Regions from separate parts of the Mus musculus genome. Here region 1 is linked to region 2. The links are chromatin loops, found by intact Hi-C in ENCODE. Cell type or tissue: heart. All regions are shown on one strand. Links, peaks and the distances in the headings refer to the core of each region. The heading gives the core; the rest is flanking DNA. Region 1 overlaps Prep (prolyl endopeptidase). Region 2 holds the start of Gm15934 (predicted gene 15934).

Region 1 (15,554 bases), core at 6,499-11,498, 150 kb before region 2:
TGCAGTAGAGACGGGACGCAGATGTGCGCATGGTTTGATGACGCTCTCAGCGGTGTTTCCAACAGTCGCTTCCCACAGCTCTAGGGAGGGCTTTGTGCGAGAGTGAAAAGCATCCTCACGGTGTATAGTAAAGTGGTAAGTCAAGGCAGCAGGTCTGGAAAAACTCATTTTTGTTTCCAGCGATTCTGGGAATGACATGAATTTGTGCTTTTTCTTGGTGTGATTTGAATACACTTCCCTGACTCCTTCTCTTCTATAGGTAAAGTGTGTGACCATGCAGATGTGTAGATTGGCCAATAGGGTTGGCAACCACTAACTAATAGTGTTCACGACCTACCTCCTAGAGGTACCGTCTTCCTGGAGATGCAGCAGCAGAAGGACCAAACGAGATGGAGAGGGAAGGGCAAGGAGACAGCCGGCTAAGCCACCCCATACACACTGGGGAGGGTGTGTGTGGACGGTCTGCATTTCACAAGGCCTGTGCATTTTGCCTGGGAAGGTGAAGGGCCTGGTGCTGAGTTTCATCCTCAGACACAGAACACTGTCTGTGTTGCTTTTACCCATCCTGGTGGCAGCTCTGGGAAAACTGGCCACATCGGAAACACGTTTTCTTATTAATTGTCTTAAGTTACTGTTCAAAGCAACAGGGGAAACAAGTCTCAGAATCAGATCCCAGAGAACTCATTGTCTCTCTCTCTCTCTCCTCCTCTCTGATCCATGTAAGAATTTTAGTTTTAGGTGGGTTTATTAAATCTCTAGTTAATTTATTACCTCCTTTGCTTTTTACTGTAAAACAACCACATCGGGTTGATCAGAACCTGTCTGCCCAAGTCTTTTCCAGAGAAGCTAAGATACATTAGCGATGCCACCTCGTGAAACAGATTGGGGAACCTGCCTGGGAATCTTACCCACACATATTGCCAGTAATACGCGTCTTTCTCTTTTAACAAAAATGAAAGAAAGTTTAGACTCTCAGTAAGTCGATACAGATTTATAACACTGCCAGGGACTGTTTGTTTGAATGCAGACATTCCATAGGTTGGCACTACTCTCCGGGAAATGTCGGCAAGCCCAAGGATTGAAACACACCAAGATCTGAAAAGATGCTACTGCCCTGGTCCAGAGAAAGATGACATCGTGTGTGGAACATTTCCGGCCAGGGGCTGAGAGAAGCCCTCTTGCCGTGGGGGCTGGGGAGGAGAGTGAGTGGTTTACAATCACTGACGCTTAGGACCTCCTGTCTTGTAGAGTGTGCTTCTGCCTTTGCACTGCTGCGAGATCCATAATTTCACAGCCAGTGCGAGAAGCTGAGCCTCAGCGTGCCGTGTGCTCATGGTGCCGCTGGCCCGTGTCATCAGTGGATGGAATTGTGTGCTGTGGTTGAACGGGGCATAACAAAGAAATGGAGCGTAGCCAGAATTCACTTCCTGGCTTCTCAGAGTCTCATTGTGGTTCAGCCAGCTGAGAGATTGGTTTTTTCCCCCTCAGACTAAAATGAAAGAAAAAAATCATAAACCTGAAAATGGACCAGGAGCTGAATATACGCCAACTATTCTCTTTCCTTAACGGTCTCACGTTGTGTAAAAGACGAGATAAATTAGAAGAGCCCCTGTATCCATATTTTATGAGCAGGTGCAGGCAATAGTAAGGATTTTAAGCGTTCGGCCATGGTGTCACTGCCTGTGCCTCTTGTCCTTTATACTTAGTAGGACACTTTCTTAGGGTGACCGTCCTCACAGTGGTCTGCTGTGTACCTCAATCTTAGCATTGACCATTTGTGTTTGCCAACATGCCTTGGAGTCACAGTAGTGGGATATCTTTTCTGTTTTGTTTTGTTTTGTTTTGTTATGTTTTCTTTTGTGGGTTTCTCTATGTAGCCATAGCTGTCCTGGGACTTGCTCTGAAGACCAGGCTGGCCTTGAACTCACAGAGATCTACCTACCTCTGCCTCATGCTGGGGTTAAAGGTGTGCACTACCATCACCCCCAGCATCTGCTCTTTTAAGTTAGGTTTGGACTTTGTTTTTACCTTTAGGTTTCTGTGACCTCGGTAATAACTGATGTGTGGTGCTAGCATACAGGCTCTGCTGTTGCTAGGACATGTTCTTGAGCATGGATAAGCTTTTTGATGCCATGAAGTGTTGCTCCAAGTTCATAGTGCGGCCCACCCGCATCCACGTGAGCTGTCTGCTGTACTAGTGATAATCTTTTTCCGTAACACTGGGTCTGTATACTCAGGCCTTGGTTAGAAACAGGGAGGGGCCGTGGCAAGATAACTCAGCCAGGGAAGGTGCTTGTTGATAAGCCTGGCACCCTGAGCTTGGTCTCTGAAACCCACGTGCTGGAAGGAAAGAACTGATTTGCACAAGCTATCCTCTGACCCCAGTGTATGCCCCTTGCCATGTCTCTGTCTCTGTCTCTGTCTGTCTCTCTCATTCTCTCTCTCTCTCTCACACACACTATGTAACAGTTTTGTAGGTAGCCTAGGGAAGGGTGAAGGGCAGTGTTTTCATGGAGCACTGAGGTCTCACCGTGGCAGTGACCTGGAATGCTATGAGTTGTTCTCAGTTGGCTGCCCCTGCATTTGCATTCACCTGTACATGATGTCGTCCTGCATACACAGATGTCTGTAGAGCTTTGGCACTCTGGATGAGGGTGTAATACCCCTGTGCAGAGCGGCCTGCCCTTCTCTTGTCTGTGCAGATCTGAAGTAACGACGTAGCCGAAAGGATGGTAAGGGTCTCTGTTTCTGTACGATAGAGAAGCACGTTATATGCCCCTTCTGTGGCCAGTGCCTCATCGTCAGTGCTTTCTCTTCCGTGTCTGGAACACAGCATCACTTTGTATCAGCCTGGAAATGTATAACCCACAGTATGAAAGTATCCAGGTAGCCTTGAGAACATAGCCAGCCCTCAGTGAGTAACCATATAAAATCTGCACTGTGGGTCACATAATATCAGAAAACAATAAAAAGCATGTTTTCTTTCATATCTTTTATCTAGCCCATAGTAAGTCTCTATATGTGAACAGATTCCATGCGGGTGCAGTATAGCATGGAGAACAGGGGTTGTATAAGAGGTCGAGAAGAGACTGAATGCACTAACAGACACAAGGTACCAGAGGATATACAGTCATTGTTTTCTAGTTCCAGTTCCGACATGCAATTTTGTTTGGTTTTCGTGGTGGATAAGAACCTAAAATATATTCAATACCAAAAGTGTAAAATCTAATGTTAAACTGTGGCTTTTGTTCCAAATGCCTGTTCTAGCTGGGTAAAAGTTCATTGAGTTTGTATCGACTTTAGGGTTGTCTAGTTTTGGTGTGTAGTGTTTATTAATTTGTAAGTTTTTTATGATAAGGTCTATGACATTAAAATTGAAAATAAAAATACAAAGTCTGTGCCATGAAATGTTCTAGGCTGAGCTTCTCTGGGCTCCTCTGGACTTTGTCCTGAGGAAATGGTTCTGTATTGGATTATGCGTTTCGGTGGGTCCAGGAGAACAGTGACTTCCACTGGTGCCTTAGAATAAGGGGAGGGGCCAGGTAAAGAAACCTGTTGGTTCTCCTGGACGATGTGGGACGGGGCGCCATGGCCCAGCACGGTGGGGATTTTGTTTTGCAAGCTTACTTTATGGAGTTGTTAGTGTATCAGACAGCAACTGATTTAATCTGAACGTCTTAGATCTGTCTGTTTATTGTTTAACAATGCATAGTTCATATTTGATGCTACAACTGTCAGGTCAAACCGAACTTAAGCCTAGCACCACCACCAGTGATAGTTGTTTGTGCTGTAGCTGTCTTCACCCTTACTTAGTGTATGAAGTATTTAGTAATTCAGATATCTGCATGTATTACTGAATTTGGCATTCTGTGTGATAAAGCCTCTTAGGCAGGTTTACTGCTTCCCTGAGAGTTGTGGCTTTGAGGAGTGTAGAGGCTGCCGGTGGTGAGCTCTGCTGATGCTGGGGCAGGTACACTTAAGCTCCACCTTGCTGTCTCTCAAAGCAGTGCCATCCTGTCTGCTCCGTAGCAACGTGGAAAACATCGGTGGCGTCATGGGTCTGCGCTAGCGTCTGTTCCTAACCATTTTAATAATTGGTTTTTAAAGATAGGATCAGTCTGGATGTGGTCTCAGCACTCAGACAGGAGGATCTTTTAAGTTTGAAGCTAGCCTTCATCCTTTCACAATCAAAAAAAAAAAAACAAAAAAGCCAAAATGGCTTTCAGTGTAGACACAGCTCTGAACACCTGGGGAAAGTAAATCAAAAGTGTTCATGGCTTGAAGGTCATAGGCGAGAGCACAGGAGCCCAGTCCTCTTCTGTTGCATGGCCACACATAGCGTAATGTCTCATGCCTGCTGGGGTCTGGCCATGTTATATCTATTCTTTAGCCCACCCCAGCTGAGCTGTGCACTTGAAAGAAGCATAGATCGCATCTGCTGGCATGTAAAGAGTGAGGCTGAGTTACAAGGAGGTATGAGATGTCGTTTAAATCATAGGGGAGATATGTGCCCAGCCCAAAACAACAGAACTGGTTGTGGGGGACACCGCATAGCAGCTTTCCACAAAAGATAAAACAGGAGTCAACTTGATACCTACTTGATACAGACCTGCCTGAAACCAGAGCACTGCATGCCCCCTGGTGGCCAGGTGCCTAAATCTCACCCTTAGAGCCAAGGGAAAAAATAAAGACCCATAGAAAAATTGAAGCCTTATTGATTTCTTCTTTGGCCCATTCATCCTTCAGTATTGAGGTGTTTATTCACACTGAGTCTGTGTACTTACTAGAAATGTGTTTGCTCTCGTTTTAAGTTTTATTGAATTGTGGTCAGATCGGATGCACAGAGTTACCTAAAGTTTTCTGAGTTTGAGAATTGTTTTGTGTCCCAGGGTGTGGTCTGTTTTAGAGAAGCTCCGGCACGCTGCTGAGTAGAGAGTGGAATATTCCGTAGATGCCTATTCGGTGCATTTGATGTAGGATGATAGTTTGATTCTGATGTTTCTCTACTGTGGTCCAGATGACCTGTCTGTTGGGGAAGGCGGGGTATTGAGATCACCTGCTGCTACCCAGTTGGATTTGGTCTGTGCCTTTAATCTCAGGGGTGTGCCTTTTGTGTGGAACTGGCTGCTCCAGAGTTTGGTGCACGTATGTTTACAATGGCAGTGTCTTCTTGGTTAATGGTCCCCTTAATTGGGATTAATTGTCCTTTACTTCTTCCTGTGAGTTTTGGTTTGAAGTCTGTTTCATTAGATATTACGACAGCAGCGCCCACTTGCTTCCTGGTTCCCCTTGCTTCAATCCCCTTTTCCCATCCTTTCACCATGGTTTTGAAATCAGGATCGTTGATATTAGCAAACACACACTACAAAGACAAAAGCACTGTGTGTGTGTGTGTGTGTGTGTGTGTGTATGCTCCTGCTTGTGTGGGTGTGTGCATGTACACGTATGTACATGTGGAGGGTGGGAGTTGACACATGCTTCGTTGTCAGTCATGTGGCACTTTAGTCTTGAGGCAGGGTTTCCCACTAAACCTGGACCACGCTCTCTCAGCTAGGCCAGCTGGCCAGCAGCGTGTCTCACGAATCCACTGTCCGCTGCCCTAACCCATCCCGGAGCTGGACTTACAGACACACATGGCCTTTAGGACGATGCTGGAAGTGAAAACTGCGATGCTTGTGCATATGTAGCAGGCAGTTTCAACTGAGTCATCTCCTCGTCCCGACACAAGCACTTGACAAGGATGTGCTTCTCCTACAAAGCAATAGAGTTGTGGTTGGAGGATATAGGCGCATTTGAGGTGGGAGATGAGTTCTGAAGGGTTGTCTGGGTCAGGGAGGAAGCAGGGGAAACCAGTATCCTCATGGCTGTGAAGGATGTGGACAGGATCCCTCCAGGGACAGGCCTCATGTTAGGAATGGCGTCACGACACATGAGCCTACAGGCTGATGCTGGGCCCCTGGTTTCAGACTTTCTCCATTGGTTTCTTTTCTGCATGGTATATATAACCCATTATGGGGTCTGGCGCTCAGGACAGAGCTGTGGCTTCTTAGGTTTGGGTTTGGTTTGTCAGTGTCCGTGTAGAGCTCACACATGGAGAGGGTCTCAGTCTCTAGAATGGCTGTGCTGAGAGGAGGTGGCGCCCAGAGGAGGCCTGAGTGGAGGGGAAGCTGCCTACCTGTGGAAGGAACTAAGTCAGCCCTCCCTATTGGCCCCCGCATGTGTGCTTGTCACTGTCTGTCATAGACTGAAGCAAGGAGGCCACTCCAAATTGGACATGTCGCCTCTGACAGTAAGATACTGCCAGCTATTTACTGCCTCAGCTATTGTGTGTATCAGGAAAGATAAGCTGATAAGATGCTTTCTGCTTACCTGCATTTAGAGGTGGTCTGATGGAACTCTCTCACACGAGAGGAGTAGACTGAAGTCCGTTCTTTGTAAGTGCTTATCAGACGTAGTGTCAGACCCAGGCTAGCGCTTGGAACTGCAGACCTGTGGGGGTCCTACATCAGTTGGCATGAGTTAGTTGTTCTCTCAACAAGTTCAAAGTGCACCTTTCGGGTTTGTTTTCTCCACCTCTAATAATTCAGAGTGGGGGAAAGACTGATGGGACTCTGGATTCCTAAATTCTCTCTCTTGCCTCTAAAACTGTCTCTCTGCCCAGGACCTAAGAAGGTCTTCATTACTTCTCGTGGAACTTTGTAAATATTAGAAGTGTTCTCCGTGTAATGGGAGTCAAACCCCACAAATTTACATTTTGTAAATACGTTATTTATGACATAAACCATTTTGAGTGACAGATACTTCGTGGTGTTTTCATGTTCACCTGCTCATACTAACAGAGTCTTCTTCACTGGCTTACTGTTTGCATTTCCGCAGCATAGCCACACAGCACGCTCACACTTAACTTGTGGCACTTTATGTAAGTTTGTAGATCTTGATCACCACGTGGCAGCTTTGAGCCTCTTTAAAAAGGAAAACTGTGTTCGTCTTTATCTGTCGTTTCCTCCCTGATGGTGCTGAGATGAAGAGAAATAAATAGGCTTAGCTTATGAAAACTAGCGAAGGCCTCAGCTCCTTGCACAGTGAGTGTGGGGAGCACCCAGGCAAGTGGCCCTCTCTCCGGTTCCACCATGCAGGCCTGCATCCACTCTGGTGTGTGTCCACATAGCTCTGCCTTCCAATAAGTGACATGGGGCAAAGAATTAAGAGGACCCGGACAGTACAGAAACAAAGTCTGACAGATAGAACTTCAGGTCTTCCTCATCCAGAAGCCTGGGCAGGAGGCAGCTGGGGTGGCCCTGGGTCTTCTCTGTCAGTAAGTCCCAGGGGGACATTGCAGTGGCCATGTGTAGGGGACATTGCAGTGGCCATGTGTACACCTGCTTTACCTTCCTGCTCTGCTGTCTTTTAGGGTAAAATGAGAGAAGAGAAAATAGGAGCCTAATGTGGGCTCCTAACCTGCTCTCTGGGTTCTCTCTCTCCCTTCCTCTCTGCTTTGCCTGGGTTTACGTGGATGGTGATGGATGACCAGGGTTGAGTATAAATATCCCGACTGTTGGGAAATATTCCGTTACCTCTCTGGAGGAAGGGCTAGGACAAGCATATGAAAATTTGGACTGAGAAAGGGGATGAAAATTTTTCCGTTTCCAAAAGTGTAATCCCTTGATTATGTTAAGTGTTGTGTGCTTAGAGAGGTGGATTCGCTCGTTTCAGCTCATGCCTGGTGTTAGACAAAAGTACAGCACAGATGTGCTGTCCTGGTTATACACACGGAAGGCTGTGTGAGTCCCTGCTGGACACTCCAGGTCCTGGTTATACACACGGAAGGCTGTGTGAGTCCCTGCTGGACACTCCAGGTCCTGGTTATACACATGGAAGGCTGTGTGAGTCTTTGCTGGACACTCCAGGTCCTGATTATACACACGGAAGGCTGTGTGAGTCCCTGCTGGACACTCCAGGTCCTGGTTATACACACGGAAGGCTGTGTGAGTCTTTGCTGGACACTCCAGGTCCTGGTTATATACATGGAAGGCTGTGTGAGTCCCTGCTGGACACTCCAGGTCCTGGGCATTTTGTTCCAAGAGGCTTGACTTCTGATGTTCACAGACAGTAAAATGTGAGCTGAGTTCTTAGAGCCTGCCTTCACCTAGCTGAACCCAGGAGTCATCCCCGGCCAGGGTCCAGGTTCACTTTCTGTACAGCCATGTTACTTCCCTTCTCATTCTCAGATTTGTTCCATTTTCCAAAACTCTGTAATGTTCTCTTACGGCTCCTGCCCTTGGGAGGTCATCCTGAGCCAAAGACAGGCAGGCGAAGGGCACCAGCTGTCGTCACTTAGCAATACAGTGTGCATTATACACACTGCATGCCAGACTCTGTGTCCGTGGACGTCGTATTGCCCCAGTTCTTTGGAGGAACACTTGGGGTGAGTTGTTCTGAGAAGCTGGTCCGGCTCCTCTTGTCAGGCTCTCAGTCAAACGCTCAGATGCCTTGGCAGCTGATTCTTTTAGGTCCTCGTGTAGAAGTTGATGCCCAACACCGGGGCTTTATCAACACCCTAGAAACAGTTTCTTCATTTGCCTTGGTTGGTGTATCAAAAGAAAGACTCATAAACTCAGGCTGCGCTGGTAAGTATGCCCACGTTAACTCTGAAACACCGAAGATCACCTCTGTACCAGGGTCTGCTAAGTTAAACACCATAGATGACACCGCATCATCCGGCCTCAGCTGCACGTGTGTGTGTGTGTGTGTGTGTGTGTGTGTGTGTGTGTGTGTGTTGAGTGTGCTTGCAAGCATGTTTTTAAATGGGATATAATTAGTTCAAGTAGTGCTTGATTCTGAAGTTGTACTTTACAAGAAAATCGTTTAGGAAACAATTGGAAAGATCACTTTGCACATGCTTGCAAGTACAGCTTTTCTGCATATGGCTGATATGCATAAGCCATATCTATCCATTCCAAAGTTTAAATATTTCGAAAAGACTGGGATGGAGCACAGATGATCTGAATAATGGGTGACGTGATCGCTGGTTATTTTAGAACTGCTGGCTCTGACACCCTGCCCAGAAGCCTCCAAGGGAGGAGAACTGGCAGAGTAGTCCGGGCATTGTTGGGCCTGCCCACAGGCAGCTGTCAGTGATGCTCCGCCCTTCCATCAGAAAACCTGTCAGCATTGATGAGCACAGGTAGGATGGAGGAGAGCATCCTACAATTCACAGGGGAGGGGGAGGCGCCCTTGCCCTTATGAAACAGAAATAAACATCCACAGTGCACACTAGGAGGAGTCTCTGAATACAGTTAAAAACCTGCAACCAAGAATGGCTAAGGGAACGCTCCACTTCGGAAGCACTGAAATGGAAATCTTAGGGCTAACAAGGACTTAACCATGCAAAAACGGGATGCAGACAGCTCAGACTGTTAAAGCAAAGGCCCTGCAAATAAAGTACTTGCCTGCAAAAGGGAGCCTGAGATAAGACTCAGCCAGAGGAGGTTTGGTTTTCACCTGCCTTTAGCTGTGTCCCTCTGGTTCCCCGGCCCTCCCCATCCTTCTCCATGTCCTTTGTCCCTCCTGCCTTTGGGGAGTACTACTTCCTGGAACTTCTCTGTCCTCTCCAGTCACTGGGTTTCTCCAGCTGCAAGGCTCGGAGCAGAGTTAATGTATACTTGGCGTGGGATACGAGAAGGACTGTCTTCAACACCTTGACTGCCTTAAATATGTTCTTTTGTCAGTCAGAGGAACGAGCTATCTAGGGGACTCTGCCCTGGGGTAACATGGGTAGACTGCAGCAGCGGTCTTGTAACCTCACAGAACTGAGAGTTCTCAGTGGGGTGCATAGGCGAGTCCTTAATGTGACCCTGTAGCAAGCTGGCTTCCCTGCCAGGGTTGGTTCTCACAGACAGATTAGCCCATTCTGAGGTCACTCAGAGGGAAGAGAAGTTGACTGCTTGACTTTGTTTCCCAGGCTGCTGTGACTTCTTAACCAATAGCTGGCCTTACAGTCACTTTCCTCGGCTAGTTGTCCAGCCTAGAGTAGCATCCACAGCCCCCACAGCCTGGCTGTGGTCCTCTCTCTGCTTCATCCCCTGCCACTCTTCCTCCTGTCCACTGGAGTGCAGCCATACTGACCACCTTGTTGTGTTACACACACACACACACACACACACACACACACACACACACACCATGCTCACACCACCCTTGCCTGGCCACTTATTCACTCCCTTTGTCAGAGTGTCAGATGCCCTCGTGGGCCACAGCAGCCCTTCCTCCCTGTGTCCGGCTTTTATTGTTTCTTCGTTGCTGTGGATGTGAGCTATTCTTCACAGTCTTTCTTCCGGGTGGAGTGCAGTGTGACACCCCGCTGTATGCTCAGAGCCCAGAAGGGTGTGCAGAAAGGCTCGACAGAATGAGAGCAGCCATGACAGGTGATGGGCTGGAAAACACACTCATTACCAGAAGCCTCGAAACACTGGGCTGTTCCTTTCTGCCACATTTGACCTCCTGGTCTTGTCCACTCAGAGCAGCCTGTAAAGGAAAAACAAACGTTTGCCACAGTTGTACTGCAGAATTGCTGTTGTAAGCTCTAGTCTTTAGAAATTGTTTTTGGCATACTTTATAACCAAAGCAGGAAAGGTGCTGCCTCACTCTAAGAGAATCAAAACAGGACTTTTTTTTTTTTTTTTTTTTAATGATTCTTAGCATTGTGTGTCTTGTAAAATGCCCTCCTTTGTGGATTTAGCCTAAGTGAGGTTCCAAAGTCACCCCCAAGCAAGGATGCGAAGGATGACTTTTAATACCAACAACTTATCTCAGGGTCCCTTTTGCAGGGATAGCGACACATCCTGATGTAAGTAATGAGGAGTTGCGGTGTGAGAGCTCCTTGTTCAAGTGAATGAGAGGGAATGGGGGAGCAGCGAAGGGCTGCGGGAGCAGAGAACTCTTTCACAGACCCTTTAAGCACTGTGCCTTTTATCTGGCAGTGTTGGCCATGCTGGGGCTACATGGAAAGATGGAATTTACTAGGGAAAATAACCAACATGTCTTGCAGTTTGATGGGGGTGGGGAAGAGTTGTCAGGTCCTGAGGAGCCCCTGGAGGAGCATGGAAGACTGCTCTGGAAAGGGGGTATCGTAGGAGGTTGCTCCAAAGAGAGCTGCCTGCCCAGCAGAAAAGCAAGAATATAGCTAGCATCAGTGATCAGGGCCTGTGTGGGTTACAAATGGCATCATCTACCTGCCAGGTCCTCAGAGAGCTGCAGACATGAGAGCTGATGTGGGCATAGCGGTCACTGAACCCAGGGTCTCTTTCAGAACTCTAGTAGTGTGTGAGGAGGAAAAAAGTATCAAAGGACACCAATGTTTAGTAAGGTACCGGGAAGGAAGAAGAACCAGGGAAGCATGCGCAGTGGACGCCAGGGAGAAGAGGTTGTGGGGGTGGTGGGGGAGATGGTCTGATGACGCAGAGCAGTGACCAGTGACGGGGGGCATCACTCCCTCACCAGCCTTAGCCATGAGCATTTGGCCACACGTGAAACCCTTGAATGCTGGGAGCAGAGGAGGGAAGGGCCACTGTAGGCAGGGTTGGCAAGACTGCTTGCTTCCAGTGTACCCGGGCTTTGTGTTAACTGTCAGGGGTGCTGTATGAAACTCTTTCGGAGGGGGTTTTGTACAGTGTATGCTAGCTTTATAGGCAGCTTTTCCGCACCCACTGAAATTCTTATCTATCATCAGGACAGCATCCAATGCTCCATTCAAGACTGCCATGAATAGGATTCCCTTATTCATCTTTGGCTTTTCATTTCCTTGATGATTACCGCTGCAGATTTTAAAAAAAAAAAAAAAAAAAAAAAAAGGCTGTGCGATTAAAAGTATATCTTTTCATCCTGCTAATCCTCAGGGTAAGGATATAATTTCACCAGTGAGGTCTCCACGCACAGATACAAAGACACACTTCGCATAGCCATCTCTAGACTATCAATCAGAAGGATTTGGCCGTGTGTCCTCCAAGCAGGAATTCTGAACTTGGTGATTTGCTATCCTCTCCCAGCAACCCTTTCTCCTCCCCCATGGTGAGCTGCTTTCTGGAAACTGCCCTTGCAGCTGCCTCCACACCTCCAGACAGTCCCTTCTCATTGATCGCTGCTCTGCAGCCTGCCTTTGCCAGTGTGCAGCCAGGCCCAGCCCCTGGGCCTGCTCACGTTTCTCAGTGGGGGACTACAGAGCAGAGTGGAGCTCCTGGGCTCCTGAGGCTGTTCCTTAACTTGAAGCCACTCATCATGAACTCTTCTTTCTTCCGACTCACCTGGAGGCTCTATGTTGATGGTTTATGTCATCCAAGAGATTCAGATCAGAAGATCATAGCAGCTATAGGTGTGTCTGACCCTTGCCATTTGTTTTCTGCAAGGGAAACTATGTTGTGTATGCTTGCCCCTCGGTTTATATGGAATATGCAGATAAGAGTATCGGTCATTGGACGTTATGCTGGGGTTGTATCTCTAATACACTTGGCAGAGCTAGCCATTCAGGGCCACTCTTTATGGCGTCTTGTTTAATGCCTCTCATTCTGCCATGAACTGCATAGAGCCTGCTCCCTTCTCTTCTGTCTAGCATCTGTTCTCTTTAATAGTTCACCCTCTTAACTACCAGCCACAAGAATTTAAAGCCACACAGTTCCCTTCTGTTCTGTAATCGACATTCTAGTCAGAGCATTTGGGTTATTCCTTTATTTGTCTAATACAGTAAATAAGTGTTCTGCTATAGTTTTGAGGTAATGAGGGTTTGAAATGAATTTCAGTATTCTTGCTGGGCTTTTATGATGCAGGTGCAGTCTCTTGCAATAAATTACCAGAGTTAAACAGTTTAAGACCCATAAAGCTCTCTGCCCTGGCATCGCTAAATTAATAGGTTAACGGCTACACATAAGGAAAATGTCAGATGTTAAAAATTTTTTATTAGTAATAAGCTGGGAATTTGTGACCTTAAAAAGCTTGTATAATCCTTTACAGCCCTCAGCCAGAGCTAATTTTATTATTTCCAGCCTGCAAAGCATTATATGGCCAGACTCTAGGCTACTGTATTTGTGTGGACTTTTAATGAAAGACCATTTAAAATACTTACATTGCTTAATTGAATACAGGGCCCACATGGGATACGCGTCGAGGCATTTATCTAGTATATGGTTTCTAAGCACAGACTCAGTACCACCCTAAAAGCAGAGGCAAAGAAATAGACAACTGTAGAAAAGGCTCCAACATAGGTCTCAGGAGCAGCCCCTGAAGGAAGGGCCAGGAGATTGACTGGTCCCTTATTTACAGTAGCTAAGAATGTGGAGTCTAGAGACCAAAAACCCCACTTAGATAGCAGCCCCATCATTTCCAGAGTATGTGGCTTGGGCCAGTTAACCTTCTTTGCTTCTCTCTCGTATTTCTTTCTTTCCTGTTCTTTGAGACAGACTCTCACTATGTAGTTCAGGCTGCTCTTCACCCAGTGTTCCTCTCTGAGCTGGGATTCCAGGCTTTAGATCACACCTAGGAGGCTACTTCCATGTGCCAGAGCGGCCCCGGGCAGATCCAAAGCATAGACCTCCTGTGGACTAAAAGGAGGCTATCTTCAAGTCCTTAAACTAATACGTGCCACGCTGTAATCACTGCAAGGAGCGAGTGTACATTTAAACAAAACCACAAATGAAGGAAAAACCTTTTGTGAAAAGCATAAAAGCTGACGGACAGATTAGTGTTGGCTTTTATTTTGTGCTATGTATGGGTTGGTGGGTGACGGAGGACAGCTTGTTGGAGTTGTCTCAGATTACTTTAGCTTTCGTCAAGTTGACATAAACTCTCCAGCACAGCTTGGGTCCCAGGGATTGAACTCGGGTCATCAGTCTTGGCAGCAGGCACTCTACCTGCTGAGCCATCTTGGCAGCCCCTAGTGTTTGTTTTTAAACATCAGGAACTGGGTTTGATTAGCTTGCATAGGAATTTACCATAACTAGGCCCAGTCTCCAGGGTCCTCCGGAGTGAACGGTCAGAAACGGAGTTTCTTTCCCTGGTTTACTAGAAATATCAGGCCAAGAATACACCTGCCTGATTGATCTGTTATTATTGCAGTACCTGTAGCTGAATTTCAGGCGGAGGGGGTCAATATAATGAGTGGCTAAAGGTGGATAAGTATTTGTCAGTTGTAGTTCCTCTGTGGAGGGATGTGGCATTGAATTTGAGGCTTATGGAACAGCTACTTCTCTAGACAGGGCATTGGAACTAGGAAGGAATTAACAAGCGCAAGGGCAGAGTCTTGGCTCTGGAGGGGATGGGGAGTCGCTACATTAGAAGGAGGCTTAGGGGCTGGAGAGATGGCTCAGGGGTTAAGAGCACCTGGTAGGCAGGGGGTCCAGCTCCCTCTTCTGCCCAACATACACACACTAAAATTTAAAAACAAAAATTTAAAATCTGGGGCCTGAGAGGTAAATCCAGGAATTTTGCCCAGGGTCTGAAAGTAGGAGTCCCGTTGAAAGGCTATGCTGCCGAGCCAGGGGCCAGTGATGGTTTGAGCCCCAGGATCGAGCTGGCCTGGGTGTTTTGGTACTAGAATGTTTATTCAGTGTACAGTTCTCCTGTTATTCATTTAGCAGACACTGATTGATGGTGAGTGGTGCCAGCCTCATAACCCTGGATGGTGGGTGAAACCTTCTCCTCTTATGGAGGAGCAGAGGGCACACGTGCACGCTGGGGGCAGGTCTTTGGATGTGATCTTTTCCAGAGCAGCCATGTTACCTGATTAAAACCCCTTTGCAATGGCAGGATCCTGGGCAGACTCTGCCCTTTCCTCGAAAAACTGCCTCCTCTCTCCCTCTCCTCCCTCCTCCCTGCTCTCCCAGAGTTGGGCAAATCCTATGTCTGACTAATTCTGTCAATCCTTTTCTGATAAGTCACTTTGCCTCTCAATTAGATATCACTATTTGGGATTAACGGTGTGTAGCCCGCCGCATCACACAGACTTAGGACTTCAGATGTTATCCCTTGCCAGGGCAGCCATGTTGGTGGATTATAATTCCTCTATAATTTTGACCACCACAAAACCTACATACACATGCACATACACAGACACACATAAATAAAAATAATTGAATCTTTTTTTTTTAAATCTTTCAACCTGAGTTTGTTGTAGATGTTCAGTTACTAAAGTTGGAACGGCTTTCTCCATGAGTTTCTCTCCAGCAGTTTTTATCTTATCTGTGAAATGAATCGTATCTGTCTTAAAAATACTACTGACACTTTTACTAGAAGGGTGTAGCAATATCTGGTGGGATTTCCATTGTGTAATAATTTGTTTCTCGGGGCTGGAGAGATGGCTCAGCAGTTAAGAGCACTGACTGTTCTTCCAGAGGTCCTGAGTTCAATTCCCAGCAACCCAGATGGTGGCTCACAACCATCTGTAACGGGATCTTATGCCCTCTTCTGGTGTGTCTGAAGACAGCAACAGTGCACTCATATACATAATAAATAAATCTTTAAAACAATTTTTTTCAAAAAGAAATAATTTGTTCCTCAATACAGTGGCA
Region 2 (15,554 bases), core at 6,957-11,956:
CAGAAAATTCTCTACAGTCCAGAAGAGTTGTTTTATATGAAATCTGCTAAAACCATTTCCCCTCCAGTTTGGACTTCCCATCTCTTCTAGTAAACACCCAATAAAGTCACTGGCTTGCATTGCAGAAACTTTGTATAAAAAATAAATACAGCACAGAAAAACAGAAGACAAAAACCCAGCCTTTCACTTACTCCCCATAACGACCTTGTAACAGCTATGGCTCCTTGTTCCTTTCTCACCCACGAAGGCTGGGAGCAGGGGAAAGACCACTGTTTGCCAGGGTTCACTGGCAGGCAACCTCTGCAGCAGAGCACTGACGTTGGTTTCCTTAAATGCCAAAGCCCTCATTCTCCCTCCACATACTTCCTCCAGCTCCACCCAGATTCAGTATGACATAGCATGGAGGAACCCAGACTGCCTTCCTCTCAAGATCCCTTAGTGTCTGGCAGAGGAAAATGAATTTAGAGTGCCTCAGGGTCATACAAATTTGAAGACACTGGAGACTGCCCAGTGAAGACAGGGGGTTTGGCTTAGGAGTGGGAATATTGAGAGAGGGAGAAGAAGGGCATTCTTGTTTCTGCTGGGTTTTAAAACCATGAATTAGTGATGCTGAGAAGCCTGGAAAAAATCAGTCATCCTTAAGATGGGGCTGGGCGGTGCCCGGAGATCCTTTCTATCTTACAATTCCAAGAATCCACCCTGCCATCACCAGTGTAGCAAAGAGGGACCTGAATTCTCAGAATGCCTCAGTAAAGGGAAACAGATATGACTGCCTGGCTCTAAGATGAGGAAAGGAAACCCGGAGAGATGATCCACAGGAAGTGACTGTCAGTGGGCAAGAAGCTCTAGAGGGCCCGCCTACATTTCAGTTTCCCATGACATCACTGAGAGAGGGCACTGCCTACTGGGTGTAAAACATCCTCTATGCCTGGGCCAGAGGAGATACATGGTGGGTACTTAGTGACTCCTGATTGGTGGTAGGTGGTGTGATGAGAGGGAGAGGCTGTCCAGTATGCTGGCCTGGGACTACCTACCTGCGGCAGTCTAAGCGCATCTCTTCTCTATAGAAAAGCTCTGGGAATACCTGGTCCACACTAAAGGCAAGGTTCTCCTCCTAGAACTTTTGTTATTCTTAAAGAGTTCTTTGGTTTTTAATTACTTTTTAAAAAAAAATCATACGTACAATTTATAAAAGGGAAAACGTGAAGATAAACATGTCTCCTAACAAAATTCATAAATACACACACATACATTTTATAAAAGTATATATACTTTTTAAAAATATTTTTAAAGATTTTGTGTGATTTGGGGTGGGGGAGTAGGTGCCACATGAGTGTGGGTGCCTGCAGAGGCCAGAAGAGGCTTATTTCCCCTGGTTTGCTCAGCTTGCTTTCTTTTTCTTTTAAATTTATTTATTAAATGTGAGGACACTGTAGATGTCCTCAGTCAGACACTCCAGAAGAGGGAGTCGGATATCATTGTGGATGGTTGTGAGGCACCGAGTGGTGGCTGGGATTTGAACTGAGGGCCTTCGGAAAAACAGTCAGTTCTCTTAACCACTGAGCCATCTCCCCAGCCCTCTCAGCTTGCTTTCTTATAGAACCCAAGACTGCTAGCCTAGAGATGGCGCCACCCACAATGGGCCCTCCTCCCTTGATCACTAATTGAGAAAATGCATTACAGCTGGATCTCAAGGAGGCATTTCCTCAAGGGAGGCTCTTTTCTCTGTGTCACTCCAACTTGTGTTAAGTTGACACACAAAACCATCCAGTACAAACATAATATGGGATAAAGACTGAATGAACATCTCCTGGGCCTCATTCCAAAGTCTGGGTTCATCTTTCAGCAAATATCTTGAGATGGATGTTGAAAAGCAATAAAACTCCAAACCAAGCAGAGGCACATGAAGATGCCCCTAAGGTCCTGACAACTTTAATCCCCTGCACGTGTTAAATGCCCCTGTGATCCCTAGCCCACTCCCAGCCTTATGCCTATTGATAAAGGAGAAAGCCAAGGGCTTGCAGAGGGAGAGCACTGAGTCTTCATTGTGTGCCACTTCACGTGAAATCTGGGAGTTCTCAGGCCTCTTGAAGGAAAGGATCAGATGGAACAGTCTCAAAAAGCAGTGGGGGAAGCTGGAGAGATGCTCTGCCATTTAAGGGCACTAGCTGCATTTCCAGAGTACCCTGGTTCAATTCCTAGCATCCACAGGCAGCTCACAACCATCTGTAACTCCAATTCCAGGGAATCTGATGCCTTCTTGGAGCTCTGCCTGAACCAGTAACAAATGCAGTGCACAGATATACATACAGGCATGTTGGGCATTGGGCTATACACAGTCGGCCTGGTCTCCAGTTGAGCTAAGGTCTGAACCCCAGTACCTGGTAATGATAATTCACCTACATGGGATGGAAGGAGTTCTCTCATGTCTCCTGGAACTCTGGCTCCCGTCAAAGTTACCACCCCCCCAGAACCCCCACAAGAGAAGCATGGCTTTTAGTCACATAGGCAATGTCCCAAGCTTCTGACCTTCAGGCTAAACTCCTCCCCAGTTACCTAGCAACAGAAAAGATAGCAGCATACTTTAAGAGGGGCTGTTTGGCCCCACCTCACTCTCTTACTTCTTACTCCTCTTCCTCTCCTCTCCTCTCCTCTCCTCTCCTCTCCTCTCCTCTCCTCTCCTCTCCTCTCCTCTCTCTTCCTCTCTCTCCCTCATATACTAGCCTTTCTTCTCTCTCTCTCTCTTTCCCCTTTCCTCTTGGCCATGGCCGGTCTTTCTCTCTTTCTACCTTCTCTCTTTCCCCCTGCCTTTCTATAATAAAGCTCTAAAACCATAGACTCCTCTCTGCTCATCAAGGTCTGCAGCACTTGGAGGATGGGATAGGCTTTCTCCTAATGAGCCCTTTCTAATCTCCCATCAGAAGGCCTTCCTGTGCTCCAGTCAAGGCCTGCTGTGCTTAATCTCACCTGTGTGGGAACCTCTCTCCCTCAGCCCTCTCTCCTATAACCCCAGGGCGACAGGGTGTCACCCCAGGGCCCTCTAGTTTCTGAGGCTGCCCCTTGTCTATCCCCTAGGGGTCAATGGCTTAGATGCCCACCCAGGGCTGAGTGGAAAGTGTCTGGCAGCTCTCCCGCATCTGCCTACCCAGACCATAGGTGGAACTCTGGCCAGACATGGGCTATCCTCCCTCCCCCTCCTTCCCCTGGCCCCTTTAGTTCCCACACAGGCATATTATCCATAACCATAAAAAATAAAATGTTTTTAAAGGCAGTGGAGAACCAATAATAATAATAATAATAATAATAATAATAATAATAATAACCAATCAATGAATAGCCTAGAAACACAACACAAGGGCTGGAGAAATAGTTCAGCATTAAAAGCACTGGCTGGTCTTCCAGAGGCCCCAAGTTCAATTCCCAGCAACCAAATGGTAGCTCACAACCATCTGTAATGGGATTTGATGACCTTTTCTGGTATGTCTGAAAGAAGCTACAGTGTACACACATACATTAAAAAAAAAAAAAAACCTTTAGAAAGAAAGAAAGAAAGAGGGAGAGAGAGAGAGAGAAAGGAAGGAAGGAAGGAAGGAAGGAAGGAAGGAAGACAGAATGAAAGAAAGGAAGACAGACAACAGAAATGTACTCAGAGCTCAGTAAGAATGACTTGGGGTTCCTAGCTGCCCCTGGAGAGAGGCAAGTTGGTGGCTCTTCTATACTGCAGTCCTGAGACTTCCTCACAACAATGTAAGACTTGGTAGTGGACTTAGTATTTACACGGGAAAATGTTCAGCTTCTAAAACAAAATTTAAAAATTAGGAAATAGAGACACCGTCAATAAGACAAAAAGACCACCAACAGGTTGGGAAAGGATCTTTACCTATCCTAAATCAGATAGGGGACTAATATCTAACATATATAAAGAACTCAAGAAGGTGGACTTCAGAAAATCAAATAACCCCATTAAAAAATGGGGCTCAGAACTGAACAAAGAATTCTCACCTGAGGAATACCGAATGGCAGAGAAGCACCTGAAAAAATGTTCAACATCCTTAATCATCAGGGAAATGCAAATCAAAACAACCCTGAGATTCCACCTCAAACCAGTCAGAATGGCTAAGATCAAAAATTCAGGTGACAGCAGATGCTGGCGTGGATGTGGAGAAAGAGGAACACTCCTCCATTGTTGGTGGGATTGCAGGCTTGTACAACCACTCTGGAAATCAGTCTGGCGGTTCCTCAGAAAATTGGACATAGTACTACCGGAGAATCCAACAATACCTCTCCTGGGCATATATCCAGAAGATGCCCCAACTGGTAAGAAGGACACATGCTCCACTATGTTCATAGCAGCCTTATTTATAATAGCCAGAAGCTGGAAAGAACCCAGATGCCCCTCAACAGAGGAATGGTTACAGAAAATGTGGTACATCTACACAATGGAGTACTACTCAGCTATTAAAAAGAATGAATTTATGAAATTCCCAGGCAAATGGATGGACCTGGAGGGCATCATCCTGAGTGAGGTAACACATTCACAAAGGAACTCACACAATATGTACTCACTGATAAGTGGATATTAGCCCCAAACCTAGGATACCCAAGATATAAGATACAATTTGCTAAACACATGAAACTCAAGAAGAATGAAAACTGAAGTGTGGACACTATGCCCCTCCTTAGAATTGGTAACAAAACACCCATGGAAGGAGTTACAGAGACAAAGTTTGTAGCTGAGACGAAAGGATGGACCATGTCGAGACTGCCATATCCAAGGATCCACCCCATAATCAGCATCCAAACGCTGACACCATTGCATACACTAGCAAGATTTTATCGAAAGTACCCAGATGTAGCTGTCTCTTGTGAGACTATGCCGGGGCCTAGCAAACACAGAAGTGGATGCTCACAGTCAGCTAATAGATGGATCACAGGGCTCCCAATGGAGGAGCTAGAGAAAGTACCCAAGGAGCTAAAGGGATCTGCAACCCTATAGGTGGAACAACATTATGAACTAACCAGTACCCCGGAGCTCTTGACTCTAGCTGCATATGTATCAAAAGATGGCCAAGTCGGCCATCACTGGAAAGAGAGGCCCAAAGGACACGCAAACTTTATATGCCCCAGTACAGGGGAACGCCAGGGCCAAAAGGGGGGAGTGGGTGGGTAGGGGAGTGGGGGTGGGTGGGTATGGGGGACTTTTGTTATAGCATTGGAAATGTAAATGAGCTAAATACCTAATAAAAAATGGAAAAAAAAAAGAAAAAAATTAGGAAATAGTATATGAGCACTGACTGCTCTTCCAGAGGTCCTGAGTTCAATTCCCAGCAACAACATGGTGGTTCACAAACATCTGCAATAGAATCTGATGCCCTTTTCTGGTGTGTCTGAAAAGAGCAATGGTGACTACATAAAATAAATAAGTAAATCTTTTTTAAAAAATTAAGAAACAGGATGAAGGGTACCAGGGGAGTGAGCAAAAGCAAGCCCCAGGAGTGAATCTGCCCAAGAACTAGATTCATACACTGAAAACTATAGAATAATGTAGAGGGAAATTACAAATGACCCAAAGAAGCAGGTGGACACCTGTGTTTGTGCATTGGGAGACTTCCTATCATGAAGGTGCCATCCCTAGGCGGGTGGGTCTGAGCTGTATAAGATAGCACATCACACGCCTGGGAGCGCCCAGGAAGCAGTGTTCCTGTATGATCTCTGCTTCAGCTCCTGCCATGGCTTCCTCTGATATTAGACTGTAACCTGTCTGTAAAGTAACCCCCCCTCCCAAAGATGATGACAATACAACTGAATCATAATCACATTGAAATTCCAACAGCCATTTGGCAGAGATGAAAACCAAGAGACATAATGATAAAATTCGCAGTCATTGAAAAAAAAAAAAAAAACAAACCCAAAAACCAAAACCAAAACAAAACCAAAAAAAAAAAAAAAAAAAAACAACAACCAACCAACCAACCAAACAGACCCAAAGCACCAGTTACCAAACCCGTGTGCTGCAGATAAAGATCTGCATATGCATTAATGTATGTAATAAGGCTGAAAGTCCTAATTGGTCAACTGATTTCAATAAAAGTGACTGACCAACCACTCAATGGAAAATGCAGACTGTCCCAACACAGCACTGGGACACTGGACATCTACCTTAAAGAACAAAAGTAGCTTGTTCCCTCACAAAAACTAATGAACGAACCCCCAATGTTCACTAGTGAAACACTTTCTGGTACGTGCTCGGCTCTGAGTTCAGTCCTTAGTGCCCCCCAACCCACAAACTAAATCATTATAGATCAAAACCAAAAAAAAAAAACAAAAAACAAAACCCTCAAAACAACAACAAAAAAAATGTGATCAAAAAGGAGTGAAGCCACCAACTCCAAAAATTCTCAAAAAAAACATGGATAACTCTTCATTACATTAGACTTGACAATAAATTCTTGGATACAACTCAAAAGAACAAAAGAAAAAGGCATGTAAAGAAAAATTAGATGAATTAGATTTCTGTAGAATTTAGAACTTTCACATATCTAACATCAATGTCAAGAAAATGAAAACACGACAAAGAATGAAGAAAATATCGAAAGGTAAAGATAATCTGGTGTCCAAACTATGTAAAGGTATCTCACAAACCAACAATAACAAGCAACCCAACTAGAAAACCAGCAAAGGATTTGAACAGACATTTCTGCAGCAGACATATACAAAAGCCCAATTAGCATATGAAAGAATATAACATAATGATTAATTACAGAGATGCAAATCATACTATCACCTGTTCATATTCCCTAAGACAGCTTTCATGCTTTTAAAACAGACTGTAATAATAAAACAGACTAAATAAACAGTCAGGGATGTAGACAAATTAGAACCCTAAGGTACGGCTGGCGGGATGAGAGATGGTGAGCAGCACAGAAAAGAGGCTGTGTGTCTAAAACAATCTCACGTAGCTCTCCACTGGACGCAGCAATCCCTTTCCTATGTATCCACCCATTCTCCATTGAAGGCTGCTATTCAAACAGAAGTAGGTGTGTTCAAACGCTCACTAAGTAAGTGGATTAACAGATTTTGAGCCATCAATAAAAGAGAATGTTACTCAGCTATGACAAATGAATGACATTCTAGAGGAACATTATGCTCAGTATAAGAAACCAGATCCACCATGTCACATCTTCATCATACATGTGCCCACTGGGGATCATCATAGGAATCACTTATAGGAAATGCTCAGAATAAGTAAATTATAGATTTAAAAAGATTAGTGGTTGCCAGGATCTGGGAGACAGGGAAAGAGGGGAGTGAAGCAAGGTTTTAGGGTACAACATTTCCTTCTGTGGAGACTGAAAGCCTTATAACTGCATAGTGATATTGTTTGCATTGGTGAAAAGTAAAAAAAATGAGAATCACAAACAGAAGAAGATGAAAATGCAAAAGAGCAGGAGAAAAAGTGGAGAGAAAGAGGTAAGGAGGGAGGCAACAAGGAGGAGAAAGAAAAAAATGATAAAAGAAGCACAGAGCAGCAGCATAGGACTTTAATTGGGGATACCAAGGGCAAGTGGGCTTTATGAAGAAAGGATACAAAAGCTGTGCTCTCCCATGCAGCTGGCCCCAGGATAAGCTGTCATGGCTACTTTGGAGAACAGTTTGTCAACAACTGATAAAATTCACGTAGATATACCTCAGAGCTTCAGTCTGGATGTTTGCCTCTGGGGATCATCATATATGTATCCACCAGATCATCATATATGTGCCCACCGGAGATCATCATACATGTGCCCACCAGAGATCATTATACATGAGCCCACCGGGGATCATCATACACGTGCCCACCAGGGGTCATCATACATGTGCCCCCTGAGTCATGCGCACAGCACTGGGCTGTTTCGCTTAAATGATGGAAGGAACTGGGTGATGAAGAGGACAGCCATGCTATGGGGCATTACTGTCTTTTCTTGTTACTGTGATAAAATATGGTGACAAAAGCCAAATGTGTTTGGCCCACAACTCAAGGGTGCAGCTCATCATGTCAGGGCAATCAAGGAAGGAGGAGCTTGAAGCAGCTGGTCACACTACATACTCAACCAGAGAGCAGAGAACAATGACCACACTCCTGCCTGCCCTTCAGCTCTCCAGACAGTCCAGAACCCCAGCCAGGGGAGGAGCACCCACAGTGGGTAAGTCTTCCCTTGTCAATGCAATCAAGATGAGCCTGCACACGCGTGCCCAGAGGCACATATATGACCAGTTCAGTCCGTTAATGGGGTCCTAAGGGAGGGAGGGAGAATGGAAAAGAAAAGGACAATTAGACAACACTATAACATGACTCCAGCCAGTGCTGAGGCTGTTTTCTTTTTCTCCAGCCTGCTTTTATACCATTCTAGTGCATGCAAGGAATAAGATCAGTTCTAGGTTAAGGAACAAACAAGGCAATAAAACAAAGTCCGGTGATCACTGTTTCTGGGGGCTTATCAAGACCAAGAGATCTAAGCCTACTTCCTCCTACTCCAATGTCATATTCCTGCCAAATTCCCACAACATATGTTTTACTCATATCGTAAAACTATGTTGTAATAGAAAGAAGTGAAAGATATAAACAGAACTAGGAAGGATTATTGCAGGCTTAAAAATGAAAGAGATAAAGGAAGGACTGAAGGAAGGAAGGAAGGAAGGGAGGGAGGGAGGGAGGGAGGGAGGGAGGGAGGGAGGGAGGGAGGGAGGGATGGTGTCTTAGGATTTTTATCATTACAGTGAAACACCTTGACCAAAAAAGCAAACTGGGGAGAAAAGGGTTTATTTACCTTATGGTTCCAAATGACTGTTCATCATTGAAGAAAATCAGGTCAGGAACTCAAACAGGGCAGGAACCTAGAGGCAGGAGCTGATGCACAGGCCATGGAGGAGTGTGGCTTTCCTCTCATGGCTTGCTTAGCCTGCTTTCTTATAAGATTCAGGACCACAGTCCAGGGATGGCACCACCCGCAATGGGCTTGGCCCTCTCCCATCAATCACTAAGAAAATGCCATACATGTTGGAAATTGGTTCTAATGCTTTGATTCAATCAGGATTCTGTGTGTCCAAATGCTAAAGGTCTTTTCCCCAATTTTTTGATGTATCAATAAAAATGTCAGCAGCCAATGGCTGGGCAAAGGAAGATGGGCCGGGACCTTAGAGTTGTGCGAGCAAGGACACAGTGGGGAGGAGACACAGAACTCCAGGACTTGGGGAAGAAGGATGGGATGAAGGAGCAGCAGGAGATAAAGCCAACCAGCCATGTAAGATTTTGGGTAGATGGCCACTGGCCACTTTCCTGATTGGGCCTGGGGTAGCAGGGGAAGGTTTAGGAGTGCCTTCGAGGTAGCCAAGGCACTTTAAAAATAAGCTAGTGTGTGTGCACCTTTCATTCAAGAATCCAAAAATAGCTCCGGGGCTGGTGCAGTCAGCCAGGAGCCAAATCGGTGTAGCTAAAAACTCACCCCTACCCCTACCCCTGGATCTCACGGAGGCACTTCCTCACTTAAAGTTCCCTCTTTTCAGATAACTCTAGTTTGTGTGTCAAGTTGGCATAAGATCAGCTGGCATAGAGGGAAAGGGGACACGTTGGGCTGGATCTCATCTGGGAGTCAGGGCATTTAGTGAGCTACTGCATAAGCCTCAAGTGTTGAGGCTAGAGAAAGGACAAGCTGATGAGAGCAGGAAGGCAAGTCTCAAACTGAAGCTCTACCAAGACTTGTGGGCTGAGGTATGATGTAGTATTTTACCTGGGACTTACTCTTTATCATAAATATTCCTCACATCACAGGGCAACTAGTCAGCAAAGCTATCTTCCTGCTTAGCACCAGTACAGGGCAAAGCCCACAGGACAGGACAGGACAGAAGGAAGACTTCTCTTCTTATGCAGCTAGAGGACCCAGGGAGTCCTACACCTTTGAGGCTCCACTGACCAGGTATTTAATCTCAAAGGGACTCTGCTGGTGTCAAGGTAATGAAGTGCATGTGGGGAAGAGAGGAGAACAAGGTTGCTACTAAGTAGTCATGCTTACACAACACTGACTGTGGAAGGAATTGTAGTCTGTGGATGAGTCAGAAGCCTGGCATGGACTTCTTTGGGTTTTACAAAGCTGCAATTGAGACATCACACGGTTGAAGTTCTCACCTGGATTCTTGGTGGGGAAAGAATCAACTTCCAAGGTCACTTAAACTTACAGTTAGAATCCATGTCACTGGTTTATAGACAAGAGGCTGTTGGCTGGAGGTTGCCTCTGGACTCTTAGAGCCTACCACGCCTGCTCACCACAGGATGTCATGGCCATTTTCTTCACCAAGCCAGAAAGGATGGTCTCTACAGAAAGTCTGATGGCTAAAGGGAGCCTTTTATGACAGATTGTGGTCACAGTAGTGGCATCTGTGAGTCAGCTCTGCCACTGTTTAGAAGCAAGCCACAGGTGTTATCATGCAGTACATCCTTGGACAGCCAGAAACTCCTGGACAGACAGACAGCTCCTGGACCAAGAGACAAGACACATCATCTCTAGACAATAGCACCACTCCTGTGTCCATTGCCATGACACCCACTGTACATCCTTTTGCGCATGCGTCACGGTCCAGGTAAAAGACCTGTACTCTTGGTGCACCCAGCACTTGGGAGGCAGAGGCAGGCAGATTTCTGAGATCAAGGCCAGCCTGGTCTACAGAGTGAGTTCCAGAACAGCCAGGACTACACAGAGAAACCCTGTCTTGAAAAACAAACAAACAAACAAACAAACAAAAGACCTGTACTCCAAGCCACAGCCCCCTTTTCTCTTTTTCCCTCTCATCCCCTTGGAGGCTCCTCTACCAATAAAACTTCCTACGGGAGTCCGGCAGCGTGGTGGACCTCCAGGATTGTGCCGCTTATTCTAACAGCAGGTCCCACCTGCACTCCAGAAGAAACATAGAACATAGTAGCCACCAGAATCTGTCACACAGCATAACTTTATTGCTTCTAAGCTTTCAAACTTAACATTATGAATATAATCCCAGCAATTTCAAACACAGGACGCTCATACAATCGAGCACAAATCCAGAATGCATCTGACATAAACTTTCATGGCTTTCTTACTTCTCTAGCCTTCTTTCTTTTCTCCAGATAAATTTGAACACTGGAGCAAATTCCAAAGTGGTGAGTGGGAACAAAGGCCGGGAAGTCAAATGGTTTCCAGCCGTCCATGGTACAGAAACTGGGATGCTTGGCCTTTGTTCTTGTCATCTCTAGTCTTGGTTTCGTGGTCGTTCTGAGGCTTAAAACGGATTCCGATTACTCAATAAATAATGTTTGTCATGGGGACCAAAAAGATGGCCCAGATTGGCCCAGATGGCCAAGCTTGATGATCCACGTTGGATCCGCAGAACCCATGAAAAGGTGGAATAAGAGGAACCTCTTACACAAAGTTGTCCTCTGTCCTCCAGTCCCCTCTGCACAGCAGACACATAAACAGTGATAATACATGTTTTTAAAACTAGAAAAATGAGCTGAGTGTGATGTACACTCCTTGAATCCCAGCACTGGGGAGGCAGAGGCAGAGGCAGAGGCAGAGGCAGAGGCAGAGGCAGAGGCAGAGGCAGAGGCAGAGGCAGAGGCAGAGGCAGAGGCAGAGGCAGAGGCAGAGGCAGAGGCAGAGGCAGAGGCAGAGGCAGAGGCAGAGGCAGAGGCAGAGGCAGAGGCAGAGGCAGAGGCAGAGGCAGAGGCAGAGGCAGAGGCAGAGGCAGAGGCAGAGGCAGAGAGGCAGAGGCAGAGAGGCAGAGGCAGGTGGATCCCTTTGAGTTTGTGGCCAGTCTAAACCATATAGTGAGTTTCAGAACAGCCAGGGCTGTGTGGAGGGACCCAGTCTCAAAACAAGAAAGCAAGCAAACAAACAAACAAACAAAGTAACTACTAAATCAATCAAACAAACAAACAAATAAACAAATTAACTAACTAATAAAATAAATTACCTAATAAAACAAATAAAAAACACGAGAAAAAAAAATGTCCTTCTTGGAGTCATCTCTACCAGAATGGTTATATAAAATGAAAATCAGCAAAAAGGATGGCACTGAAATCTTTAAGTTGTGTGTCTCATTTTTCCTCCTTTGGTCAGGTCCAAAGGAAACTCAGAGTTAACTGCGGTGCTATTAGCATATCAAAGCACTGTCTCCACCTTGCAAGTACCTGCTAGCATCCTGGCTAGTCTCAGCTCTTCTCACCCCACCCTCCACCCTAAACTTCTTTACCCCTGCTTTCCTTCGCCCAGCTGCGTGTTCCTACAGGATCCTGACATTTTGGTCGTTCCTTCTCTTGGCTTTTAGCTCTCCGCGATCTTTATCTACGTCTTCTCTGTCTTCTCTTCTTCTCTTCCTCACCCCCACCCCATGTGCCACCTTCGCATGGCCTGGTTCAGTCTGTGGCTCATATTCAGTGTTCTACAAACTCTCCCTGTTCTAGACTCTTTCAGATGCCTCGGGCTATACTCCCGCTAGTATCTACAGTAAAAACCTCCTCAAACACGACTTGGAAAGGTCATGCCCGTATTTATTCACAGTTACCACGTAGTTTGGTCTACTGAAGAAAATAAAAACCTCATAGAGGCAAAAATGCATGTGACACTTGCTTTAAATTGCCCCTCCCCCCCTTTTTCCTATTATTTGAACTTATGTGGCATTTGTGTTTTGTCTTTTATGATCTATGTCCTTTATCTTTTTTTTCCCCCTTTAACCAACCTATTTACTCACAAATAAACACTGCCCCTTTTCTGCCCAGTACACATATATATCCCACACCTCTCTGGTGATTTTTCTTGTCTGTGGCCGGGTGAGAAGGCAGATAGTTGCTTCCCGTGCTGGTGCTCACCTCCATCACTCTCCACCAAGGGTAGCCCAGGGTCTGGGCCGAAGACTGGTTACCATGAGTCTTTACCAACTTAGAGCCTCGCGAGTTCCGCACCCTGCTGGCACCCGCTGGCTGCCCGCCTGCCTCGGAGCGCGCGCCCGAGCCCGTCCCCGCCGCTGGGAGCGGCTCTGATCGGCTGCGCCCTGCTTGAGCGGGCGCGGGAGGACGCGTCCGGGATCCCGGCGGGTGCGGGCGGGCAGCGGGGCGAGAGCGGTTCGGACCGTGGGTTTTCGAGTCACCAGAGCCGCCTGCCACTGCTCACTCGGCTGGAAAGTTCTACGGGCTCCATCGGGAGCGTCGTGAAGGCCGGGAAGGTAAGCTGAGAGCCGCGCGGGAGTGGCAGCCCAGCAACTTCGCAGGGCTGCCCGGACCGGGAACGGGGAAAGGCTCAGACCCCCGTTGCGCGTCCCCTCTGTGCGCGCCCTGGAGCCCGGTGCGCGCCGCGTGGCTTGCAGCTCCCCTAGGGATCGCGGGAGAGCGAGCGGTCCTCCCCCCAACGAAGCTGCCAGACCAGTGCTCCAGAACCTTCGCGGCGCCCTAGGCACCTGGTGCCCCAAGGAAAATATTTCGAGAGGAAAAGCAGATCCTGGGGCCCTGGCAGGTGTGCGTTTCACCATGGGCGAGTCATGCCCTGTAACACTTTCCTTTCCAAGACTAAGACCCCAACTGGGGTCTGTGCAGTTAGGGCGTGTGGTAGGTGCTGGGGTCAAAGGGCAGCTAGACTCTGACCTGCTTTCTGTACTTGGAGATCCCCTTGCCAGAGAAAGAACGACATTTATACACCCCACATGTCATCTCATCATCAAGATTGGTTTTAGCGGTTTAGTTTTGAGAGTCTGTATTGTAGGAAAGGATCAAAGACAGTGTCAAAATGCAGTACAAAGATCGAGGGGGAGAAATTTCAGCCAGGTAACATCTGGGGAAAGTGAAAAAGAAAAAAAGAAAAAGAAAAAAATACTAAAAGGATAAACATTTAATAAATTAATGGAAAGTAGGTTTAGAATCCCACTTTTAAAAGAAAATTGAATCAAAAATAACAAAATTACCCACCCTCCTGATGTTTCTGTTTCAATTTGCACGCTTGCAAAAGTGCAATTAAACTTAGTGACAGCCTTGGAAAAAGTATTATTGGTGCCTGTTGTTGTTGCCTTTTGTGACTATTTTGTTTCCCTGCTCATTTTTTAATTCTAAAATCTATTGCACGAAATATTTATTCTAAGCTAGTACAGTAATTAGGTGTTGTCCTTCATGGTAGAAAACAACAGCAACAGAGCTATAGACACAAACAAAAAAAATGGACCTCAGTTTCCCCATTTGCAAAAATAAAGGGATTAATTGGTTCCAGTTTCCAAATAACCCGAGGTTCTTCTGTCCTGGAAAATCTGTGTGTGGTCTTCAATAGTTTGAGATACTAAGCCAAACTGAAATCTAAAGCATTCTCTGTTGTCAAAACTTTATGGTTAAACAGGAGGCATTCAATAGTTAAGCTTATTAATCCAATTAGTTTTTCAAAATAGCTGAATCATTGTGTAGCCTGTGCTTGAGAATGCTTTCGTTCGTTCTATGCTGTTGATGTCACAGGAAGCCAAGATCCCAGAGTACAATCTTCAAGGCTCACGTGGACAGCTACAGCCCCTCTGTCTGCTCTTTCTGACCAGGAGAATCTGGAAGCATTCGCTATGATGTGTAACAAAGCAGATTTCAAAACTGCTTTGGAAAATGTCTATGATGGATATGCAAACCTGTTGAGGGTTTTTTTTTTTTTTTTTGTAATTATACTGTTCAGCTAGGGTTATGAGTGATACAGAGTTTGATTGAATTTACCTGTGGAAAAGAGGAACATATTAAATTACTAATTACATTTTTTAAAGGAAAGAGGGAAAAATCCTCCTTTATCTAAGTATAGAAATTGGGTAAAATATGTTAATGGAAAAATTATTATTGGTATTAACTAAAATAAATAACTAGAACTTGATGGATTAAATCACCTGGAGTACAACCATGGAGAGTCCTCCTCCAGCCCAGGGAGTCCTCCTCCAGCCAGGAGATGGGTTAAATCACCTACAGTATAACCATGGGGAGGCCTCCTCCAGCCCAGGGAGTCCTCCTCCAGCCCAGGGAGTCCTCCTCCAGCCAGGAGATGGGTTAAATCTCCTGCAGTATAACTGTGGAGAGTCCTCCTCCAGCCCAGGGAGTCCTTCTCCAGCCCAGGGACTCCTTCTCCAGCCTAGGGACTCCCCCTCCAGCCAGGAGGATCCAGGGCTAATTCACACAGATCTACAGTGACTTGTTACTTTGTGTTCTTTAACAGAAATAACCCCCTGAGGCTGTCACACTGAGATTGGCCAGGATAGGACTATCAAGGAAAGGGGTGTGGAATACTGTCAGGAGAGAACCAGCAACTTCCTGAGCTTATAGGGGAGTCTCTGGGACCTGAGAGCAGATACTCTCTAATACAAGTTCTTAGAAGGGTCCGTTTTTTTTTTTTTTGTTGTTTGTTTGTTTGTTTTTTTGTTTTGTTTTTGTTTTTGTTTTTTTTTTTTTTTTTTTTTTTTTTGTCAAGTTGGCTGAATAAGGAAGGGCAGGAAAAAGCCAACCTCTGAATGTGCCAGTGATGCCACTCTCCTGGGTCTTGAGAGCT

The links. A loop is a pair of places that touch in the nucleus more often than their neighbours do. Peaks named below come from ENCODE experiments on the same cell type or tissue, not always from the same donor. Only the 100,000 strongest peaks of a DNase experiment are listed, where the experiment ranks them.
Region 1: a loop joins it to region 2, with 4 times the contacts of the local background. A loop is called at or near these places in 1 of 42 quality-filtered maps.

What each region holds. Positions count from the first base shown.
Region 1 is chr10:45,127,946-45,143,499 of GRCm38, forward strand. The region is part of intron 10 of Prep (prolyl endopeptidase); the gene reads left to right. Among named protein-coding and RNA genes, the nearest start is that of Prep, 69 kb to the left of the region's middle. In heart, for the core only: no CTCF peak of the experiment used is centred there; no DNase peak of the experiment used is centred there; H3K27ac peaks cover 3,195 bases.
Region 2 is chr10:45,276,349-45,291,902 of GRCm38, forward strand. Gm15934 (predicted gene 15934) reads right to left here and starts at 13,068. Exons shown (of 2, transcript NR_155869.1): 1 at 12,875-13,068; 2 at 10,963-11,285. Popdc3 (popeye domain containing 3) reads left to right here and starts at 12,957. Exons shown (of 4, transcript NM_024286.1): 1 at 12,957-13,227. In heart, for the core only: no CTCF peak of the experiment used is centred there; a DNase peak (open chromatin) is centred at 9,463; H3K4me3 peaks cover 444 bases; H3K27ac peaks cover 967 bases.